Linked DNA regions of Homo sapiens: region 1 is linked to region 2. A link is a loop called in an ENCODE intact Hi-C map of the cell type or tissue named here. Cell type or tissue: Caco-2. All regions are shown on one strand. Links, peaks and the distances in the headings refer to the core of each region. The heading gives the core; the rest is flanking DNA.

Region 1 (9,440 bases), core at 2,226-7,225, 460 kb after region 2:
GATCTAAAATGTAACTACTGAAACTACCTGAATTCCAGCCTGACTGTTGAGATTGCACAGACTGGCCAAGTGGAACAGAGAATAGGAGAAAGAGAGAAAAGAAAAGATGCTTTCTGAGTGAGTGTTTGCTCAGCTGAAAGCATGGTGTGATTTTTGGAAATATTCATTCACGCTAGGATTACTTTTAGCCAATCCATTCAAAGAATAGTGGTGTTTTTGCTGGAATTGATGTAACACCTTTGGAAAAGTAAGTAACAGGGTCCTTTGCACCTCAGAAAGTGCATTACATCATGAGATACTTGGTGAACTGTAAATCAAATCATGTATTGATTTACAGGATGCTCCGAATGCATGCTCACCTGGGCCGCCTATTGATAATAGAGTCTACTATGTTGATGGTTGCTAGAGTCACCATCCCAATACTGATGGAGTAATGACATCTTCATTATTCTCGCCCATGCTCTCTTCCCTTCCCCTCCGAAACTTCTCCTAATGAGGCAGGATGGTTACGTAGTAAATCTAACCCTGTCACACAACCGAAACGCCCTGTTGGAAGTTTCAGACAGAAATCACACAGGCTGCTGCATGACGGCCATTTATGATTTCTCAGACTTTCCTCCAGTGCTTTCTTTTCCCGGTGTGTGCGTGACATTTCTATCATGTGGCATTCTCAGCACATGTGTCAGGCTTCACCCTAAACAAGCCTGCTGGTGTATGATGATAAATAGTGCCACGATCTGCAGCGATTCCCACCCCTCCACATCCTGGCAAAGGTCTCCTAGCAACTGTTGTTATGGGCAACACTAGCATGTTTAGTTCAATTCAGTGGCTACGGGCCATTTCTGGTCTCCTGATGGAGGTTCAAGTCTATGCCCTGGAGATTCGGATCCCCTCACAAATCCACATGCCCATTATAACTTCCCTTGTACCTGCATAACGTTTAACCATTATTATTAAATTTGTCCGTTCAGCAAGATTGAAACTGCCATTCGGAAGCTATTGCACCTTCCACACAGGCAGTGAAAAAGGACTAACATCTGAATTTCGCTACAAGGTAACATTCGGCTTCATTCTCTTTCCTGTTTAATATTCACAACCTTAACTTTAAAATGGTTTCCAAACTATGGTGTGTGGTATAAAAACAAAAAGTAAGAACAGAAGGAAAAAAGTCCATTATTAAGCCCCTGCTGGGATCCCTTTCTCTTTAATGCACTTCAAAAAAAAAAAAAAAAATTCCGGGCAATTTTGTATTCAGATGCATCAGCAGAACCAGGCTGCAAATGTCTGCATTGGTGGATTACATCACCCCCTACTGATTGATCCTTTTAATGGCTCAGCATTTTGCAAATGAAGAAGCAGTTACCTCTGTTCTGTTGGCTATTAATTCCATCTACATAGGGTTCTGCTGGTTTAATGAGCATTGAATATCTTCCATCAAAATGCAGTGCTTTCAAGGGATGTAATAAAATAGCCTATGTTAAAACTGGCCTATAAAAGTAGCTTATAATAAAATAGCCCAGCTAATGTAAAATTTAATTCCTTCACTATATTTATGAAATAGGCAATCAGTCCTCATTCAGAGAAAATGGAATGTACACCAAGCAAAATCAGCTTTGACCTGATCTCTTTAAACTCAATAGTAACTCAGTTGGAACCATCTGAACTTGTTTTTTGAAAAAGCTTCTAGAACCTTTTTTGTGATTGTCAGCATTTTCAGGACAACTTTGTATTCAGGTGAGCCTGATTATTCAACACTAAGATTTCCATTTGGCATGAAAGAGGTGTTTAAATTATGAGTTTATTTTTAATTCTTGGTTAAAAAGTAGTCTTCTATTCTTGGAAAGCAGAAGTACAATGGCTTGAAGGACAACTGTGCACTCAGGCATTGATCTTTAGCGTTTATACTTTATTAGCCAATACCGAATTCCACAGTGATTCTAATCCCCTTCTACAAAGCATTGGAGAGGGATTTGTTTTACCCTCCCTAAAAAAAAAAAAAAAAAAAAAAAAAAAAAAAAAAAAAAGAGCCAACTGAGAATTAAACAGAGGTGTTGCCAGGAACAGACATTACAAACATAAAATGAACAGAACAGAAGGGCTGTCTAGGAGTTTGTTGTCCATCTGCCCTACAGGATGGGAAGAGTGGCTGAGGACCCCAAGGCCACACATGCTGGGATTTCTGGGGTGATTTAGGAAGAGTGAGACCATCCTGAGGATCTCTTCTGTTTTCCTAAGCTGTATCACCACCAAGCTGCTTTGCCTGTAACACTGAGCTCAGGAGTAGGAGGAAACTGCTGTTTTCTAAGACAGTGCTGATGCTCTAGTGGATATCAGCCTGGAGGAGGACCTGTTGCCTAGCTCCATACTCACTACTCGAGGTACTTGTACCTATTGTCTCAAGCTAAGTACACCAGGCTTGAGACCTCAGACATGTAGGAAAAAATAACCACTTCAAAAGAGAAAAGGGTTAGCCAATTCTGAGAAAACAGAGTCCACAGATTGGATATTTATTACCATCAGGGATCGTATGGAGCATGGGGATGAGAAGAACGTCCAAAGATGAGGGCTTTCTTTATTCCCCAAGTGTTCTTTTCCAATATGTTGTTAGATCTATCTAGTACACCTAAAAGTCAGACGCTAACTCAAATCAGAAGCATTCCTCAAGCTAATTTTATTCTCACAAATCTCTAAGGGACTGCATTATTATATTAGATTTTGCAGATATTTCTTACACGTCGTTGCTAAGGATGTTGGAGACATTTGGTGATAGATAGCCCGCAGGTATAAGTAGTATATTAATGGTAATAAAAAATGACAAAAGTCCAATAAAGACATACAAAGGATAACTTTTGTGTTCACATTGTTCTTTGTAAGGATTTAAACCTATGCCTCTAGTGCATGACCTCTGAACAAAATTACAAAGTAAAACAAGGATAAGGAGGCAATAAATGCCAAATTAAGTCACGATAGATGGAACACAAGAGGGACCCTGTCCTTCGTACAAATAATCTGAAACGAAACAACTAATACTCCAAGACTTTTCATGGGGAGGTCAGACAGGGAGTCAGAAGTCAAAGAGATTGCTGGTGAGAGTGAAAATGGTGCATTCACTGTGGAAAGGAGTATGAAAGCTCCTTAAAAAATTAAAGATACAATTACAGTATGATCCCACAATTCCACTTGTAGATATAGATCAAGAGGAATTAAAAACAATGTCTCCAACAGATATTTTGAGACACCATGCTCATGGAAGCATTATTTATAAAGGGTTAAAAGGTGGAAGTAAACTTTGTACCCATTATAGATGAATGGATAAATAAAATATGGCATCTGTCTGTCTATCTATCTGTCCATCCCTCCATCCATTCATCCATCCATCCATACACACACACATGCTGGAATATTATTCAGCCTTAAAAAGGAAGGAAATTCTGACCTATGCTACAACACAAATAAACCTTGAGAACATTATGCTGAATGAAATAAGCCAGTGATATAGTTTGGCTCTGTGTCCTCATCCAAATTGTAATCCCCATAATCCTCACGTGTCGAGGGAGAGACCTGGTGGGAGGTGATTGGATCATGGGGGCGGTTTCTCCTGTGTTGTTCTTGTGATAGTGAGTTCTCATGAGGTCTGATGATTTTGTAAGTGTTTGACAGTTCCTCCTTCAAATGCTCTTTCTCGCCTGCCACCATGTAAGATGTGCCTGCTTCCCCTTCTGCCATAGTTTCCTGAGGCCTCCCCAGTCATGCGGAACTGTGAGTCAATCAAACCTCTTTTTTTAAATAAATTACCCAGTCTCAGGCAGTTCTTTAAAGCAGTATGAAAATAAACTAATACAACCAGTCATAAAAAGGCAAATATTATGTGAGTCCATGTATATGAGGTGCCTAGAATACGGTGGTCAAGTTCATAGAGACAGAATGTAAAATGGTGGTTGCTAGGGACTAGGGGAGGGGGATGGGGAGTACTTATTTAACGGATACAGAGTTTCAATTTCAGAAGACAGAAAAAAAAGAAAAACTTCTGGAGATGGTGGTTGCACAACTATGAATGTACATTCACACTGCTATTAAACTGAACACTTAAAAATGGTTCAAATGACACTTTGTTATGTATATATTACCACAATTAAAAAAAAAAAAAGGAGTAGTCAGCCCCAGGACTGCAATCTAATTACATTCAAATAGGCATTAAGAAGAAATGGGCCCTCAGTTGTATATCTAAAATAAAAGTGATCATCAGTATCTTCTTCTCAACCTGTGGTCAAAGGCCTTCTTCTTTATCAATGAATGTACACAACTCCACCTTGAAAGCTCAGAGAATAACAATTGACTTTGGGATATTAATGGCTAATTTTCCCCAAAGGTGAGGGAGCAAGAAGACATATGACCAAATCAATTAGCCCCCTTAATTAGTATGAATTAAGTCTTGCTTGAAAGAAAGCAAATGGAACAGAACACAATCACTTTAAGAAAAGGCAGGAGGAGTTGTAATAATTGCTACCATTCCCTAAACACCTCAGATGCTACCCTGTGCTAGGGGATCATCCTCACTGCTGTTCACCAGCCTTGCCAGACTTCCACCCCCTTCCAGGCGCCAGAATGCCTTCCCTCTGGCCCCCTTGTGGTTAGGTGGAACCCAGTGACTAGCGTCTAACTAATGAGCTGTAAGCAGAAGCAACAAGTGTCAGTTCCAAACTGAAGCATCTCATTGCTGGTGCAAGATCCCAGCAATCTATGCGGATTACATTGCCTGAGATGGGGGCTCTTGTATCCACATGAGGAGTCATGGTAGGCATTTGACATTTAAATATGACATTTATATTATAATTTGATGTGATATTTAAAGGTAGTTATAAACCACTAAGATGGGGGATAATTTGTTACCATGTTTTAGCCTAGCCTACTTTTACTACAAAACGAAATGAAAAACCAACCTAAACACTGAACTGGGCACATTACCTATATAATCTAAAGTCCTACAATGAACCTGCAAGGAAATATTACATATCCATTTTCCAGATGAAGCAACTGAATCTAAAACATCACACCCAGGAAGGCAGCACTTAGAATCAAATACAAATTCGTCTGACTCCAAAACCTGTGCTCTTTCCGCAGTAATACTGAGTTCTCTTTAATGTTCAGGCTTACTTTGACCATTAAGATGCACCATGAGTCATTTCCTGCCACCTCTAAATGGCTATAATGCTCTTTCTCCTCAAGCAATAAAAGATGATTTCTCTGCCTCACTTTACTAGCCTCTAATTAGGCACGATCTTTCTGGAAGTACAGTCTCCTTTGGTCAGCAAAGACCTTCTGAGCTCTTACATCCCTTGAATATGGAATCTTGCACAAAAGCCTCAGGCTCTTAGTTTTCAAGCTGTGAAATGGGAGTACTAATGACTCATCACAAGCTTGCTCATGGACATTGCACAACCACACTTACGCTTGGGTCCCCAGGAGCAAGTGAAGCCATGGACCTTTCTTAGGCTGCTTGGGCTGGGATCAGTGGCAGTGGAGGACATGGGTCACAGGTCAGCATGGGAGGAGAGCATAGGCACCGGCCTTAGGTCTCCGGGTTCGTTGGTGAGGTATCAGCTCTGAGGTATGGGCAGGTTATTTGTCCTTTCTATAGTTTCCTCTTGTGCAAAATGCGGATGACCAAGGGATTGCTTTGTGAAGGAAGTTAGTTCAAACAAATAAAACACTGAGGGAGTAAGGTAGAGAGGAATGTCTAGAGTATTTGCAGCATTCAAAGAGAGGAAAATGCTTTCCAGAAGCTGCTCAAGTCCTGTTGTGGGCTGAATTGTATCTCCCTTACCCCCCAAACTCATCTGTTGAAGTTCTAATCCCCGCTACCTCAGAACGTGAATGTATTTGGAGACAGGGTCATTAAAGAGGTAATTAAGTTAAAGGAGGTAATTAGGGTGGCCCTAATTCAATATGGCTGATGTCTCTGTAAGACGAGGAAATTTGGACAGACATTGCAAGACCATGTGAAGACCCAGGGAGAAGACAGCATCTACTAGCCAAGGAGAGAGGTCTCAGAAGGAATGGACCCTGCTAACACCTTAATCTCGGACTGCTGGTCTCCAGAACTGTAATAAGTTTTTGTTGTTTAACCCTCCCAGTCTGTGGTGCTTTATTACGGCAGCCCAAGCAAACTCATACAAGCTCCTTCCAGTGCGGGGAGCCAGACCAACTCTGAAAACCCTCGTTGGATGCTGAGGCTGGGCCACTTAGCCGGCTGTGCCTGAAAGAGGACACAGCAGCACAGCAGCCACACAGAACCTCCCTCCGTCATCTGCCTTTGCCATCATCATTCCAAAAACTGAGGCAAAGGAGACTCAAGGGCTGTCTGCCCTGCTACTGCGAGGGGCTCCTCAGATGCTCCCATTCCCAAAGACTGATGTGGTCCCAGATTCAGCAGGAACCTGCTAGAGAAACTCCATGTCAATGCTTGGTTTCTTGTTGAATCAACCCAGATTTCTCAGGTCCAATTAAAGAATTAGGTCTTCAATTTAGGAGGGTTACAGAGAGATGGGGGCAAAATCAATTTATCAAGAAGAACCTTTATATCACAACTAAGCACAAAACCTAATGTCACTAGCCTCAGGAAAGTACTTTATGAGCACCTACACAGATCCAAGAAGTGGTAGTACAGAAATAAGAAAACACACATACACACACACACACACACACACACAAGTGCACGCATACACACTTTCATGCACTCATACACAATCACACATATATACAGGCACACACAAACACACATACATATGCACACACATACACATGCATGCACTCATATGCAATCACATGTGGACGTATATGCACACACATGCATGTATTTACACAATCACATATGTACACACATGCATGCTCATACATATACACACATATGTGCGCACACACACGCACATACAGCCTTAATGCCACTGATACAATAGTGAACTATAAGTAATTAAGTTACTTTGACTAAACACCAGGTCTGCCAGGAAAAAGTGTTTAACGCCATCCCCAAAGGACGTTGTGGCGCCAAAAGCAAGAAAGGGAGGTTAGGTCCCGCCTCGGTGGAAATACAAAAGAGAGAAAACGCGGAGATAGTGAGAGACTAAACACAGGAGAAGAAAGATTGTGCTTCAGGTGGAAGGGGAGGGAGTGTGAGACAGGAAGGGAAGGGGTGCCCAGGGACCCAGGCAAGGAAGGGGTAATCACCCGGTAGTGTAGCTGCGTTGTGTGAACATGGGCACGGTTAGAGGGAGTGGGCTTCCCTGAGGGGTATATCAAGCTCTAGAATATTTTTTCTTCACAGGAGGTTTTTAAAGATGACCTAGATAGTTCACTTCCCTTTCTGTACAGGTGGGACTCGCAAGCTCTTCTAGCGCGTGCACCAATCTGGGTTGGAGCATCACATAAACCACCTCTCAGCTCAAACTTGCCGATCCCCGCTGGCCACACAGGGAGACTAGTGACCCAAAGACCAGTGGGAGACTGTGATGGCCATGCCCAGAGTCACCCCGCTTCCATCCTGGTGGAAGTCAGTTTGCCATCTACACAACTAGAGATAGACATTCAGTTACAGCCCAGATGGTCCTCACTGTTAAAGCACTGTGCCTGAGGAACTAGATTCAAACCTCTGGCCCTGGAATATAGACATTTACACGGTGCCCAGAACAATGGCAAATTGAAAATGCAGCTCATAGCACCTGTCAAAAGAAATAAGATCACATTAAAATTCTTGCCATTTCCTTTTTCTGCTAAACTAGGTAGGTTAACATACAGATAGGCCTCTCTCTCTCTCTCACTCTCACTTTCTCTCTCTCTTTCTCGCTCTTTCTGTCTCTCTCTTCACTCCACAGTCAGTTTTCTGGAGTGTGGCCCAAAGATCCATATGTCAAAACCTGGCAGAGGAAGCTGATACCAAAACCACATTTATTCTTTTCCTTTAAAAATGGCTTGGGAAATTAGCCCCTACATTTAGGGAAGTCCGAGTGAAGAAGAGGGAAGAGAGGGGAAGGCCTTACGGGGCACAGGACCCGCTCTGATTGTTGGAAGTCTCAGCCTTGGCCCAAAGCCCAGCCTCTGTCCTCTGCTTAAATTGAGTGTGAGGGAACAGGATTATCTTGGTTGTAATTTTTAAAATGCTTCCAAGCATTGTATAAAAGTCAGAGAGCTCTGTTGGACCTTCACACGAAACAGCATTTTCGTAAGTTAAAAAAAAAATTGGAAACAAACGACTCTACATGGCCAAACCTCATCCTAAGCCAAATGACAAAATAAGTAGTTTGCCTTCTGTTCCCTCTGTTCTCAAACCTTCCTGCTGTCCCTACCCCTGGCACCTCAGCGGGTGCTTCTCTGTTGCTTCCCTCAGCTGCCCAATTCCCCACGTAACATGAGCTAGCATTAATTGAGCACCTGCTGTATGGTAGGCAGAGGCATAAGTGCCTTGTAAACATCACATTTTTATTCTCTCACAACTTTATGAGTTAGAAAACTAATCTGCCCAAATATAAGGAGACCCATCTTCTCCAATGAGAAGTTCTCCCATCAACACTTTAAAAAAATCCGATTGACTATATGAACTCAAAGATATAAATAAAACAAATATGACTTAAAAAATTTAATTCCGTTGCACATGCATATTTAAAACCACATACTATCTAAATAATACATTAATGTAGAAATAGTGCCTTTTTCCAGTCTTACATATTACAGAATTTTATTCATCAATGTGTTCGTTATCTCTAGAGCCAATTTTAGAGTCATTCAATTCATTTTTTACAGGACATATCACCTTCATTTCCCTCTGAATTGTTTGAGATGTGGCACACTGTCACTGGAAATTTTTTCCCAAGCTGTAAATGAATACACATTAATATCACATTAGGACAGATGTTTTATTTATTCATGCTATTGGTGTATATCAAGGAGTTCTACAATATAACTATTTACCTTATTGCTTTTTAAAGGAATCTTCACAGGGTTTGTTTACAATGGCCTCCAATGCTTGCATTCATGAGGTCATATTCCAAGGAATAATTGCTAAATGGGTTCAATTCATTTGCCTCCTTTCTGTTCACTGATTCTGTCAGAAAACCTCAGTAAGCACTCCAAACAAGCACTGATGGAAGTCCTTTCAGGCCAGTGTTTTTTCCTTAAACAATTCCATGTTTGTCAAGTTAAACTAAGTGAGACAGCATCCCAAGGTTTGAAACAATTGGTAAGGATTCTTTTATTTGGAAATGCCTTCTTTTCTAAGGTAGAATTTTGGTAAAATCACTTGCACCTACGTTTTGACATACGTGATGACTTTAAGTCCCTTTTACAGATGACAAAACTGAGGTTCAGATATTAAAATAACCGGCCGGATGCAGTGGCTCATGCCTGTAATCCCAGCACTTTGGGAGGCTGAGGCGGCTGGATCACCTGAG
Region 2 (9,440 bases), core at 3,021-8,020:
TATGGAAATATAAAAATATTTTCCAAAATGGTTAAGATAGTAAATGTATGTGCATTTTACAATTTTTTTTAAAAAAGAAACTGTCTCAAAGTGACAATAGCGTCCCTTTGAAAGATGCTGCTAGACCAACTAAAAATGGTCAAATATACACGTATTTGGTTATAAGAAGCTCATTCCTATCTGCAAGACCTGTCTAAGTTGACTGGTGCATTTGTCATACTTGTCTAGGCTTTTCACCTTTGTCTCAGTTGACAAAGAAATCTTTAAAATCAGGAGACCTTTAAAATAAGGTTAGGAAACATGTCCACAGAGCCAGAAACACAGCCATGGATCAAAGGAATCACATTATTATTATTATTATTATTATTCCTTTTTTTTTTTTTTGAGATGGAGTCTCCGCCTGTCACCAGGCTGGAGTGCAGTGGCGTGATCTTAGCTCACTGCAACCTCCACCTCCCAGGTTCAAGCAATTCTCCTGCCTCACCCTCCCAAGTAGCTGGGACTACAGGCATGTGCCACCATGCCTAGCTAATTTTTATATTTTTAGTAGAGACAGGGTTTCACCACGTTGGCCAGGATAATCTCAATCTCTTGACCACGTGATCCACCCGCCTCGGCCTCCCAAAGTGTTGGGATTACAGGCGTGAGCCAGCGCGCCGGGTCAGGAATCACATTATTAAATGGTGCCGTTAGCTTCATAACATTCCATTTATTTATAGTAATTAATTTATAAATGACTTCTCCTAATCAATAAAATGGCCTAAGGGGTAACACTTTGGAATTTCCAGCTTCAAATGATACTTTCAGGTTTCAGAGGGAAATTGAGGGAGAGGGAGTTCCTACCTTGTAGATGCAGGACTTCGCGTTCAGAAAGAAAAGCTCAATGGTAGCATTATCCTTCAGGTATGAAATGCTTTCTATATAGAACCTGAAAGAGAAAAATGGTGCGTGAACCACAGAAACAGCAGGTGCAGAAAATAAAGTGCTCTCTTGAGCTACATGATTTGAGATGAAAGCTGGCATTCCCCATCCTAAATAAACAAAGGAAAAAGGCACCATCCATGGTTTTTCTATGATTCCCTAGGGAGGACAAACTGTTTTTGGAGTTTTGATAGTGGCTTAGGGTCACGCCTAATGGGCCTCACCATAACCAAAGAACTGGGTCTACCACCAATTTGTAAGAACAAATTCTAAAACTAGGCCTCTGATTTCTTTGTCCTATCTGCTTTATAATTTTACATAATGTTATTTGTTTTCATCACATTGCTTGTTTGTCCTAAATTGTCATTGAGTTGGATTTTCTTTTCTTCTCCTTTTTTTTCTTTTTTTAGACAGGGTCTCGCTCTGTTGTCCAGGCTGGAGTGCAGTGGTGCATGGCTTACTGCAGCCTTGACCTCCCAGGCTCAAGCAACCTTCCCGCCTCAGCTTCCTGAGCAGCTGAGACTACAGTTGCATACCACCACGCCTAATTTTTTTTTTTTTTTGTAGATACGGAGTCTTCCTTTGTTGCTCAGGCTGGGCTCAAATTATCTGCCCACCTCAGCCTCCCGAAATGCTGGGGTAATAGATGTGAGCCACTGTGCCCAGCCAAGTTGGATTTTTAAAAGATAATTTCTTCTTAATCACAGCTTTCTTTGAAATGGTTACTACTACTCCCGAAGGTGGTGAAGTGTGATTTGATTTCTGCACATTCGGAGAGCTATGCTAAGTGCTCTTAACACTGTGATATGAATGCATATTAAGCCAAATGAGAATCGGATTTCATCTAGATGGAGCTTATAGATATTTTCAAGATGAAACATGCTGCCATTATTTAAGTTTACACTAAATGTGCCTTTATAATATTGACTTTGGAGTTTATTAAATTCTTTAATGAGATAATGCGCTTGTACTGTCTAATGACCAGCCGCACTGAAGGACTAGGAGTTGAAAGGAAGAGAGGGGAAAGGTTGAAATGCAACATCTTGGAGGGAAGAAGGTTCTGAGCAGGTGTAGCAACCCTTAGGGTGGACTAGGAGGGTGCTGGGTACCTGGGGCTCTTGGAAACTGGGTTCACCAAGAAGAGGCAGAAGGTGAGGAAGGTGAAATGAGAAGAAACAAGTACTACAGTTTTCTAGAATAGTGTTATAATCTGAGGGCCAGAATCCTCTGGAGGGAGTCAGAGAGCAGTGATGGAGTCCCCAGCTCTGTGTGACTCAGGGCAGTCACATCATCCTGCTGGGCTTCTGTTCTTCAGACCGTAAAAGAAGAAGTGGTTCTCTACCTAAGAAGTCCACTGGTTTTTAAATATTGGAAACTGACTACAATGTAAACAACAACAGCAGCAGCAAAAACAAGAGACCAACATCGTATAAGGTGAACAAACTGATGCCCTTAGCTTCAAGAAGTTCTATTCATTTATAGTAATTAATTTAAAAATGAATTCTTCTAATCAATACAATCACCTGAGGGGCAACAACTTGGAATGTCCAGCTTCAAATGATACTTTTAGATTCCACTGGGAAATGGAAGAGGAGGAGAGTTCCTACACTGGAGATACAGGACCTCATGTGTCTTTTTAGAAAGGAAAGCTCAATGGTAGCGTTATCCTTCAGGTATGGTAAAAGATAAAAGGATTTATCCATAATTGGCCAGGCGCGGTGGCTCACACCTGTCATCCCAGCACTTTGGGAGGCTGAGGTGGGGGGAATCACCTGAGGTCAGGAGTTCGAAACCAGCCTGGCCACCATGGTGAAACCCCTGTCTCTACTAAAAATACAAAAATTAGCCAGGGGTGGGTGTGGGTGCCTGTAGTCCCAGCTACTTGGGAGGCTGAGGCAGAAGAATCGCTTGAACCCAGGAGGGGGAGGTTGCAGCGAGCCGAGATGGTGCCACTGCACTCCAGCCTGAACAACAGAGGGAGACTCTATCTCAAAAAAAAAAAAAAAAAAAGTATCTTTTACCATACCTGAAGGATAATAATGCTACTGTTGCATAAACATGAAGATAAAAACCCACGTCTGTAGGCTACATCAAGCCCATGGCCCACCAGCTTGCAACCTCTTGTCTACACACTAAATAAATAAATAAAGCTTTCTATCATTTTTCAAATGTGTGCAGAGGCTGCTGTGATGAATACAATTCAAGTTTTTTTGAAATTGGTGAGTGAATTTGGAGTAACTTCAGACATTAAATTTTCTCAATCCACAGATATCATTAGTACAATTCTTATCATCTCAGGTTCTACAAAATTTGGAGGAATTACGCAGTGGTCCTCATACTTGTAAAGCCTGAAAATTAATGGACTGGCTGATCTCTGCCCATAACCCCTGCCCCTGCCAAGCACCTGCCCCCTGCTTCTGGAGCAGGTGTCTTATATCACCAAGGTCTTCATATAGGGCCCACCATGGTCTCAGAGGCACAGTAAAGTTAAACAACTTTTAGTTCTTTAAGAATGGAGAGCAAAATTGCAGTAGCAAATTTTACATCTCAAAGCAAAATAAATTTGATATGATTTGATTTTCTTTTTTAAATTTTTTTATTTTTATAATTTCTTTTTATTTTGTTATTATTTTTTATTACACTTTAAGTTCTAGGGTACACATGCACAACGTGCAGGTTTGTTACGTATGTATACATATGCCATGTTGGTGTGCTGCACCTGTTAACTCGTCATTTACATTAGGTATGTCTCCTAATGCTATCCCTCCCCCTACCCCCCACCCCACGACAGGCCCCAGTATGTGATGTTCCCCACCCTGTGTCCAAGTGTTCTCAGTGTTCAATTGCCACCTATGAGTAAGAACATGTGGTGTTTGGTTTTCTGTCCTTGTGACAGTTTGCTCAGAATGATGGTTTCCAGCTTCATCCATGTCCCTACAAAGCACATGAACTCATCCTTTTTTGTGGCCGCATAGTATTCCATGGTGTATATGTGCCACATTTTCTTAATCCAGTCTACCACTGATGGACATTTGGGTTGGTTCCAAGTCTTTGCTGTTGTGAATAGTGCCACAATAAACATACGTGTGCATGTGTCTTTATAGCAGCATGATTTATAATCCTTCAGGTATATACCCAGTAATGGGATGGCTGGGTCAAATGGTATTTCTAATTCTAGATCCTTGAGGAATCGCCACACTGTCTTCCACAATGGTTGAACTAGTTTACAGTCCCACCAACAGTGTAAAAGTGTTCCTATTTCTCCACATCCTCTCCGGCACCTGTTGTTTCCTGACTTTTTAATGATTTGATTTTCAAAAAATAAATCTATATCGTAGCTCATGCCTGTAATCCCAGCACTTTGGGAGGCCAAGATGTGTGGATCAACTGAGGTCAGGAGTTCGAGACCAGCCTGGCCAACATGGTGAAAGCCTGTCTCTACTAAAAATACAAAAAATTAGCCAGGCGTGGTGGCGGACACCCGTAATCCCAGCTACTTGGGAGGCTGAGGCAGGAGAATCGCTTGAACCTGGGAGGCGGAGGTTGCAGTCAGCTGAGATCATGCCATTGCACTCCAGCCTGGGCAACAAAAGCGAAACTCCGTCTCAAAAATAAATAAATAAATCTACATCCTTTGCAAAGGGCCTCTGGCAAAGGGTAGGCAGAATAATAAAAGAAACTAAAGGAAGGAAAAGAAGGAAAAGCGAGGAAAGGGAGAGAAAGGGGAGGCAAGGAAGAGAGAAAGCAATCCTAACACCAGAATATTAACAGAAGCCTCCTGAAGTTGACGGTGGCCTTTGTGCTCTAATGATGATTTTGAGTCTAAATTCATATAAGGTCTGAAATAACTTAATTTTCAAAGTAATGCCATATGTTTCTTAAAAGAATCTCATTTGCTTTAGTTCTTAAAAAGTAAAGAGTAAAGACATCCTGCCTCTTCCACCCCAATTTTCTCCTGAATAGTATATTAAGAAAATATAACGCTTCCCTTTTCGTTTCCACTCTCATATGATGGAAAACTGAATTGAGGTGGCAAATTCTACATCTCTGTGACTGCCTTCATTTCCACCAAGCTCTCTGTTGTCTAGCCATAAAAGGGGCAGAGAAGGTACAGGAAATAACACGCATATTCTGAGATGAAGAGAAAAAAAATCACCTCCTCTCGACGGAAGTGGAAAGCAGTTTCCTGTTAACTTTTATCACCAAGACGACAGCCTGGAAAACCCCGTGAGCTCCGGGCCTGTCATATCATTGTTCTGTTAGGGGAGGGTATGGAGCTCATCCTGAGCTTTCCCTCCCTGCCAGGGAACGGCTGAGTCAAAAACGCCTGCAGAGAAACAGAGCTCAGACCTCTCCACCCGCACGCCCAGAGAGGCATGGTGCACACCGGTGGCACCAGGGACAAGAGCCTCCTGGGAAGATGGGGAGGGCTGAGGGTTTGGATTCAAAGTCAAAATTTTTTTTTCTTTTTTTTCTTTTTGAGATGGGGTCTTGCTCTGTCACTCAGGCTGGAGTGCAGTGTGCAACCACAGTTCACTGCAGCCTCGACCTCCTGGGATCAAGTGACCTGTCTGTCTAAGCCTCCCAGATAGCTGGGACTACAGATATAAGCCACCATGCTGACTAATTTTTTATTTTCTGTCGAGATGGGGTCTCACTATGTTGCCCAGGCTGGTCTTGAACTCCTGAGCTCAAGTAATTATCCTACCCTGACCTCCCAAAGTACTCAGGTTACAGGCCAGCCTCTTCTTCTTTTTTTTTTTTAATCCAGTTTTTGGCTGGGCATAGTTTTTGGCCGGGCATAGTTTTTGGCCGGGCATGCCTGTAATCCCAGCACTTTGGGAGGCCGAGGCAGGCAGATCTGTCTCAAAAAAAAAGAAAAAAAAAAAAAGTGGCTTCTTTTTCTGATTTTCAGGAGAGCCTCAGCAGTAGGTGGCAATGTTGCATTTCCTTAACTACCAGCATGGAGCAGGGAGTGCTTCCAGGGTTCACAAAGAACATTCCAGGTCTCTGGGTAACCAGGGAAATAAATGAAGGCTATGTCTCGGATTCAGAGGGTCTGCATGGACAGTTCCGAGTCTGGCTGTGTATTGACCATGGCTTTATGATGCTTGGATGTCTGTGACCTTGCTGGGCCTGGAGGGACTGCTGGTGCCAGGGTTAGCCAATTTCCAGACCCCAAGACTTCCACATGTCACCATGGATCCAGGGTCCACCCCTCCCACCACCTCTCGGCTCTCACACCCAGGGCCACTATTTCCCTGCCCTCACCACCCTAGGGACACGTACCAGACAACTAGGGGGCAGCCCCCATGCTGCAGAGCCCGCTGAAATTATTTAAACTAGCCAATCCCAAGCCTGCTCTCCCAGCCTTGCCCGTTCCTCCCCAAAGAAACCACAAAAAATGCTCTTGCCCAATTGTTTCCCGGCTCCCCAATGCCTCCCACATGGCCCTGCGTGGCATGGTGTGGCCCCTTCTCCCAGGAACTGAGTGACAATCTTTTCAATGTCTGTCCTCTCCTCATCTGCTGGCCTCACCACAGCTGAATCATAATCAGACCTACATTTTAAACGGGTTTTGGGGGCACACTTAGCAGGACTGAATCTTAGGGCATCTATTTGAGTCTAAAGGAACACTCTAGATGGAGCGCAGACCTTGCTAAGAGGTTTCCTGACTCCACAAGCAACAGCCCACCCAAACTAGCTCAGATGATCCCGACCCGAGAATATTTTATCAGAGAGTCTGAAGGAGAACGAAATAGGTGCTCTGTGTTTATGTGTTTGAGCTTATTAAATATTAAACAGCCTCTAAAGCCTCGGGGAGTCCCGTCCCCTTCTTTGACAAGTGAAAGCCTCTGGTTGCAATAGACTGAACACTGCCTAGTCAGATGGCAAGGGCCCAGCCAGATGACATCAGCCAGGTCTCCTCCTCCATTCTCCCTGCTCTCCCTTTCCCTTCCCCATCCAGCCCTGGGCACTTGGGAATCACTGAATATTTACAGCAAGTGTTAATTAAATGGACCAGTGATTTCATTTTGTAATGAACACAAATGTCACATTTAAAATGCCTACTCTTGGTGGCAAATAAGAGCCATGATAATGAAAGCAATAAGCTGTGAGTTTCTGCAGCCAAGCCTCTGATGCTTAGAATCTCAATGCCTCTAAAATCTTAACTGGGACACCTAGCTGAAATATAGCAAGTTCTGGTTAGCAGGAACCTCATTTTAGATCCATGCCATCATTGTTATTGCGAGTGACAGGAAGTAGCAGCTGCTGTCTCCATCAGCCAGGGAAGATACCAAGAATCCGGCCTGTGGACTTGGCTGTAAAATCCTTCCTCCCCGATCGGACTTCTCCTCTCTTATTTTTTTGCTGCTTGCTTCAGTTTATTGTCTGTGAAACTCAAATTCTGAAGAGGCAAATCTAATCTCTGTTTATTTTCTTACAAGGAGTTGAGATGATCAGAACTACAGGACACTTGGTAGAAGAAAATGTAATTAAAGAATAATCCAGACATGTAGGCTTCATTCTGAGCACAAAGTTGTGCCTATGAAAAGACCACACACACACACACACACACACACACACACATGACGCAGACTTCCTTGGGTTGTGTATATTTTCCTTATATTTTTTTCTTGACCTATTTCTAAAGCTTGCCTGGTGAACAATATCAGAGAGACATTGTTCCCAAGCCTTATAGCACTAAACAATGGTTTGCAGTTCAAGGTGCTCTTGGTCATATATTGACCGCTGCTGGCTGCTTATAATGTGTGTGTGTGTGTGTGTGTGTGTGTGTGTGTGTTGTGTGGTGAGGGGAGTGGGAAGAGGTGAGGCTGGACAGTTAAGCAGAAGTCACATCATGCAAGTCACGCTAAAGATGTCCTTTTCTGAGGATAATGGGAAGCTGGAAAAAAATTATGAGCAAGGATCAGATGAGAATTCTAGAAAGATGCTCAGTGTCTTCATATAGGGGAGTTTGGAAGGGGTCAAGGCCAGACGCAGAGATGAACAAGGAGATCTTGAGTCCAGGAGAGGTTTATGGAAGCCCTAATTACTATTAGGCTGTGTATGGAGAGTAAGAGATGGATAGGGAGCTGTTTAAGATGCAGGAATAACAGCGAGTAGTGACTGAGGGAACAGGAGGAGGCAAGCGGGAGGGAGCGGTGAGGTCAAGGTTGACTCCCAAGTCTCTGGTTTTGGGGGCTGCAGGGGTGATGGTGCCCATCACAAAGACAAGGAGGTGACAACGAAAGGGGAGCACATTTGGATGCAGAAAGACGACGACATCATTAGATTCCAGCTGCATCTGTGAGGAAATGCCAGTCAGTGGAGATGGCCTGGAGCTCGGGAGAGAGGTCAGGACTGGGGCAGAGGACGGAGAGTCTCCAGCAAAGAGACTGCAGTGGCAGCTGTGGATGGGGGTGAAATCACACCAGGGGAAGGTGCAGGGAGAGAAGACAAGCAAGACACGACCTCGTGGACACCAGGGCTCAAGGGACAGCAGAGCAGAGCAGGGAACCTGCCCCGAGCCAGGGACAGAGGGGACAAAGAGGAGGTGGCCCAGGAGAGTGTAGTGCCACAGAGCCGGGGGAACTGAAAGGGAGCATGTTCGAATGAGCCCAGAGCCACAGAAGCCACATGGGAGCAGGGCAGAAGCACGCCTGTGGAGCTAGGGGCGAGAGACCTCCAGTGACCAGGGGGTACGATGGCACCAGAAGCTGGACGACCACAGAATGAGGAACGAGAGGCCTGTGGGGAGGGGGTGACAGCAAGTGCAGACCCATCTCTCGGCGGTTGCTGTGAGCAGAGCAGAAGGGGTAGCAGAGGGCACTGGCTGGAGGAGGCTGTGCATCACAGAGGACGTTTTCTTCAGTTAGATTGGGACGTGGTCACAAAGGGGAGGAATCCATGGAGGAGAAGATAGAGAAAAAGAGAGGAAAGGCTCGAGGGAGAAGCTCTGTGAGGTGACAGAAGGGACTGGGATTGAGGTACACGTGGATCAGTGCGTGCTGGATGATGGGCTAAGGGTCTTCCTCTGAGACGCTCATGCATTTGCGTGTGTGCAGTGAGTGGACTGAGAAGCCACAAAAACACAATTAAAGATACAATTAAGTTTGTGGATAAAGAAGTAGGACTAGGAGCTCCCTGGTGCTGGCTTTTATTTTCTCTGCAGAAACATAAGCAGCAACATCTTCTTAGAGCAAAAGCCTTGAGTATCTGGGACCTGAAGCAAGAGGTAAAACCACAGTGGGGAACAGAGACCCTGAGCAGGCACCCCTGGCAGAACTGGCTAGAGATATGATGATCTGTGTGGGGTTCATCACAATAACCATGAACCAACCTGAAGTTGCATGAACATTTTCCTGAACACACTCAGAAGCTCGGGGGTAGAAATAAAAGGTGTGTGTGTGTGTGTGGCAGGACCAGTCCAACCCTGCGGGTGGGTGTGTGTGTGAGAGAAAGGGAGAGAGAGAGAAAGTGTGAGCAGCAAAGGGAGGTGTGGTCCAGGGTCAGGA

The links. Hi-C counts contacts between places; a loop is a spot of excess contacts. Peaks named below come from ENCODE experiments on the same cell type or tissue, not always from the same donor. Only the 100,000 strongest peaks of a DNase experiment are listed, where the experiment ranks them.
Region 1: a loop joins it to region 2, with 6 times the contacts of the local background. A loop is called at or near these places in 3 of 110 quality-filtered maps.

Annotation. Positions count from the first base shown.
Region 1 is chr10:14,239,698-14,249,137 of GRCh38, forward strand. All of the region lies in intron 2 of FRMD4A (FERM domain containing 4A), which reads right to left. Among named protein-coding and RNA genes, the nearest start is that of FRMD4A, 87 kb to the right of the region's middle. In Caco-2, for the core only: a CTCF peak has its summit at 4,624 (motif pointing left); a DNase peak (open chromatin) is centred at 4,614.
Region 2 is chr10:13,782,079-13,791,518 of GRCh38, forward strand. It overlaps FRMD4A (FERM domain containing 4A), which reads right to left. Exons shown (of 25, transcript NM_018027.5): 6 at 844-928. Among named protein-coding and RNA genes, the nearest start is that of PRPF18, 200 kb to the left of the region's middle. RefSeq lists enhancers at 5,366-5,415, 6,231-6,821. In Caco-2, for the core only: a CTCF peak has its summit at 5,849 (motif pointing right); a DNase peak (open chromatin) is centred at 5,883.